Regions from separate parts of the Homo sapiens genome. Here region 1 is linked to region 2. A link is a loop called in an ENCODE intact Hi-C map of the cell type or tissue named here. Cell type or tissue: K562. All regions are shown on one strand.

What was found. A loop is a pair of places that touch in the nucleus more often than their neighbours do. Peaks named below come from ENCODE experiments on the same cell type or tissue, not always from the same donor. Only the 100,000 strongest peaks of a DNase experiment are listed, where the experiment ranks them.
Region 1: it touches region 2 in a loop (2.1-fold over the local background); 14 of 110 quality-filtered maps call a loop at or near these places.

What each region holds. Positions count from the first base shown.
Region 1 is chr7:135,490,077-135,492,576 of GRCh38, forward strand. All of the region lies in intron 1 of CNOT4 (CCR4-NOT transcription complex subunit 4), which reads right to left. Among named protein-coding and RNA genes, the nearest start is that of CNOT4, 19 kb to the right of the region's middle. In K562, no CTCF peak of the experiment used is centred here; DNase peaks (open chromatin) are centred at 575 and 985.
Region 2 is chr7:135,413,811-135,416,310 of GRCh38, forward strand. It overlaps CNOT4 (CCR4-NOT transcription complex subunit 4), which reads right to left. Exons shown (of 12, transcript NM_001190850.2): 4 at 1,366-1,452; 5 at 521-622. Among named protein-coding and RNA genes, the nearest start is that of CNOT4, 95 kb to the right of the region's middle. In K562, a CTCF peak has its summit at 1,228 (motif pointing right); a DNase peak (open chromatin) is centred at 1,231.

The sequences.
Region 1 (2,500 bases), 76 kb after region 2:
TTAGTTTATGACAAGTACCTTCAAAGTACTCAATAAAAATATCGTTCATTTTCTTCACAATTTCACATACGATTTCTTCGTTACATATTAGTATCAATTTCCCTTTTGCTATCATGTCCACTATCATTCTGTTGAAACATTATTAACAAACATAAAACCAACTCACACAGAAAGCATAAGAATGGATTTCAGGATTTCTGAAGGGTTTCGAGTAGAAAATACTAATTCAAATAGAGCGAAAAGTCCTAAGAAATATAATATTTCCATCTGGGAGTATGAGAAACAGAAGGGGCAAATGTAGACACAGGACACTAATCTTGGCAGAGGTTGGAGGAAAACAAGGGTGCTGCTAAAGGAGGTAATAATGAAGTAACAACAGACCTCTTCAAAAACGATGATCCAGTATTCCATTCAAAGAAACTTTCAGGAATAGCAACCAACTCAGGCCCTCCCTTTCTAATTTCCTCAGGAACAAATATGTCTTTTCGTGCATATGGTGGAAAAGACAAGTGTTAGTGAGGAGAAAAGAGGGAGGCTATGAACCATCTCTGACCACTCCTTCCCCACCCACACTAACAAGCATACTCAAAGCCTGCCTTAAATGTGCCTTCAAGGCTGACATGATTTAGTAAAATATCATTGGCTAGAACAATCTCTAATCTTATCAACTCATGAAACTTCTTAAATGTAGTACAAAATCTCTTGCCATATGACTTAAATTTTCAAAGGATCTTTTTGACTGCTGTGTTAATAACAGACTACAGAGGGCAAGGGTAGAAGCAGGAAAACCTGTTAAAAGGCTGCTGCCATTACCCAGCAAGAGATGATGGTGGCTGTGGAGACAGTGAAAACTGGTTGAATTCTGGATATGTTTTAAAGTTACAGCCAACAACTTCCTGAAGGAATGAATGTTGGATAAGAAGATAAGACAGCAAGAGTCAAGAATGACTCCAAGGTTTCTGGCCTGAGCAACTGGAAAGCTGCCAAGAACTGAGATGAGGAAGGCTATGTGGACAGAGTAGGTATGAGAGAGCAGGTTTGGGAGGGAAAAGCAAGAATTCCATTTTGGACATGTTGAGTGTGAGATGTTTAAGAGCCATTCAACATAGGCAACTGGATATAAAAATAAGGAGTTACGGAGAGAGATCTGGGCTGAAAAAATTCATTTGAGAGAAAAATATTCAAAGCCACCAAACTAACAGAGATTGCTAAGGGAATGAGCATAGATAGAGAAGATAACCAAGGAGTGAGCCTTGGGATATTCCAATGTTTAGAGGTAGGCAAAAAGGAAAATCTACTAAGGAAGACTAAGGAGGAGCAGCCAATGAATTTTGAGGAAAACCAAGTAAATGTAGTAGCCTAAAAGGCAAGTTAAACAAGTATATCAAAGACAAGGAGAAAATAACTTTGTCAAACGTAGATCATCACCCAAGATAATGACAGAACTGACTACTAGATTTAATAATGTCATTTGTTGGAAGACATTAACAAAAGCAATCTTAGCACAGTGGTAGGGGCAAAGCCTGATTAGAACAGGCTTAAGAGAGAACATGAGAAAGAAATTAGGACAAGTGCATTTAGACAATGCTTTAAGGGGTTCTACAGAAAGAGAGCAAGAAAGAGCAATTGAGGGAAGATATTTTTATGATGAAAAAAGTAACAGTATGCTTGTATATTGATAGGAATTATCCAGAAGAGACAAATTGATGATATACAGAGAGAAGGGAGAATGGCTAGGGCAATGTCCAGAGTAAATCTATAGGAGTTACATACTACACTGTATATAAAGAACCTTGGAGAGTGGTTGGCATAAAAAGAACTTCACAGTTCATTAATGCATTAATCAGAGGACCTGGGACTATATAGAAACATAGAGAGTAAATCTATAGTAACACAAAGACAGCAGCAAGGTCTATTGAGTACAGATGTAGTCAATACATACATGTGGTGGCAGGAGTCTGTAAGTGTTCTTCTGACTGCTTGCATCTCACAATGAAGTAGAAATCAGGTCCATCAACTGAGAGTGAGTATGAGGAAGAGTGTTGGAAGTTTGAAGAGAAAAGCAAGGGTACAAACTAAGTCATCTATGAGAGGGGAGACTGAATGGACTAAGAAAATAGAGTACAATTGCCAGACAATATTCAGGGCAAGAAACCTGAGGTTTCTTACCATGAATTTAAAGTGAGGGCAGTTATCATATTTGTATTTTTCTTCAGTCACTTTCAGCCGCACAGATGTAGATATGAAGTACTCAAAGAGTTGATTTACCTAAGATTGAGGTTTTTGCCAACTAATTATGAAAAGGGCAGAAAGGAGCAAGTGAGTTGAAGGCATATGCAATATGACTGGCGATTGAATTATACAAGGTAAGGAAGGAAGAAAGGAAATCAACGGGGCAAGGTACAGTGAAAAGGCAATAGAATCAGTGGACTGACAGTTTTAATGACGGTGAGGAACTGTTGAGTTGAGGTACCAGGTAGAATGGGCTGAAAAGACAGCA
Region 2 (2,500 bases):
AAAGGAAACATCTGTCTATGGTTTCCAAAACTTGGACACCCAAATCTTCCCTAGATATAAGGAGAGGAGATAGACAAAAAAATCTGTTCCATGTTATGAGTGGTTAGACACATAAGAAGGCAAATTCCTTTTTCTAATTATGCCATCCTCCTTCCACTAACAGTAAAGCTTTGCTTAGTGGGACTCTTCACTGAAACTGGAATCAATGTCCATATATTTAAGGACTACCTATTTCTGAAGAAAATAATGGTACTATTTTCACAAAATAAGATATATGTAAAAATGCGATATTTTAAAAGATTATCCCCGATAATGAATGTGTTTATTCCTATCTGGTAAAAGAGGACCCTACAGAAACCAGCAGTAAACAAATTAGCTATAATAGATGGTATGGACCCTAAGACAGACTCTTCAAATTAACTGTCAAATTTAATATATAAATGCTCAGTTCTCCTCTACTTACTATATTTTATCTCGTCTTCCTTAAAAAAAAAAAAAAGAATCAAGAGGACTATATTACCTTAAGTGTTCTGCCATCTACTACCACATTGTTGACACACTGTATGGCTCTGAGAGCGTCTTCTGACCGGATATAGGTTACATAAGCACTGGCACTTGGACCCTAAAGTGAAAACATCCCATTCCACTGTTATTAGTTAAAAATTAAACAATACTAAAAAAATTCTACTGCAACCTAGGGAATTCTAAAGACCCTGACTACTACTATTACTAATGACAATAATTAGTAGTAGTAGTGGCAGTTTTGATTAAACACTAAACTAGCTCATTTGAAAGTAATAATACTCAATGAATTTTATCTGATTTTAAGAATACTGTAATATATGTGAATAAAATATTACTTTGGCTTGGGATTTATTTTTTTAGACAGTCATTTGACAGGCTCGTCAAGGTTATAAAAAAATTAAAATTTAGATTAAAAAATAAGACTTAAAGACTATGTCAAATTACATTCTCAAAAATAAATGCAATCTGGAAAACTATTCTATCTGATAACAGCAGCATAACAAAGACACTATTAAGTTTTCAATATCTGAAAATATTACAGATTAGAAATCACTATCGAATCCTCATCTATTTATCACATTGCCTGATAACAGACTCACCTCCCCCTCCCTTTCACTCCATCACTAAATGTTTGTTTTACTATTTCCCTCTTAATTGTTAAGTCCTAGAAGGGTCAAATAAGCAGCAAAAAATCCCCCACCCCACCAACAGAGGTCACTACATTGCTTAAGTCCTTGTCCCTCAAGCTTTCTAATCAGAGAGAGCAAAGTTTCCTTTGGAACAGCCCAGGTCAAGCCCAGACCATAGGGAGGAAAAGCAAAAATCCCTAAAATTAGTTACCTGTGAGCCTGCATATGATGTGCTATTATTGATGACAACTTTATGTATTTTACCAAACTTCCCAAAATATTCTGGTCGTTTTAAAACCTATAAAAGAAGAAGAAATAAGGTATAAACTGTCCCCATTTTAAACAACTTTATCCTTATAATGGAGACATTCATCATCCCTCTTCAGCAAAAGGAAAAAGATAATTTTTAAAGTTTTCTAATAAATGTCACTACCTCCTAATTGCAGTTTGTGTAGCTAACCTATAGGAAATCAAAAGAGTTTAAAAGCTATTTTTTTTCTTGACCCACTGAATAGAAACTGAGACTCACTAAATTTGGTATTATCTACTATGTTCTAATAACTGCTCCAATAGTCTATGGGATCTTACCTGTACAGTATTCTTAAACACAAAACAGATCAAAGATCTTAACTACATTGCCATTAAGAGATGATCCTTACACGAAAGCAATTCTTCAAAAACAATGACCAAAATTATGTATTAAAGGTAAAGACAGAATTGAAAGAACAGACATAAAGACAGTCTTTACTCATAAATCTATTGCATATAACACTGTTTATAAATCACAAATTTCAAGTAACAGAGTGCCCACTCAACCCTCTATGCTTTATGATTTATCATTGTGCATACAGTTTCCTATGTCAATCAGTTTTACCATTTCTCATCTGTCTCATGAGGCTTTTTCCCCTACTTTTCCTGGTACGTAACATTTCGGAAACAAATTTACACGTTTCTTTCTTTATTACCTGGTTACTTCTTGGTGGTACCTACGTACCTCATCTCCTTTACTTTGTGAACACTATATGCATTCTTTCAGCTTCTCTTACAAACTTAACCTTGGCTAATTTGACCGGTATGTAACTTGATAAAAAGACATCTCACATAATTTGCAACTACCTCAAAATTCTGTTTTCCTAGAATGTATCTTTAGACCTACTGTTCCTACAATCTCTCCAAATAGCAAGCTCTCTGCAAATGAAAGCTTTCTGCATGTAACTATTCAAGTGTGTGTAAAGTATTTCTTCCCATTCATATTTGATAATATTCTTACAGACTTATAATTTAGCTATTATGTTCTGCATTTGATAGAATCAAAGCTTCATGAATAAATCTACGGCGGGTGTATC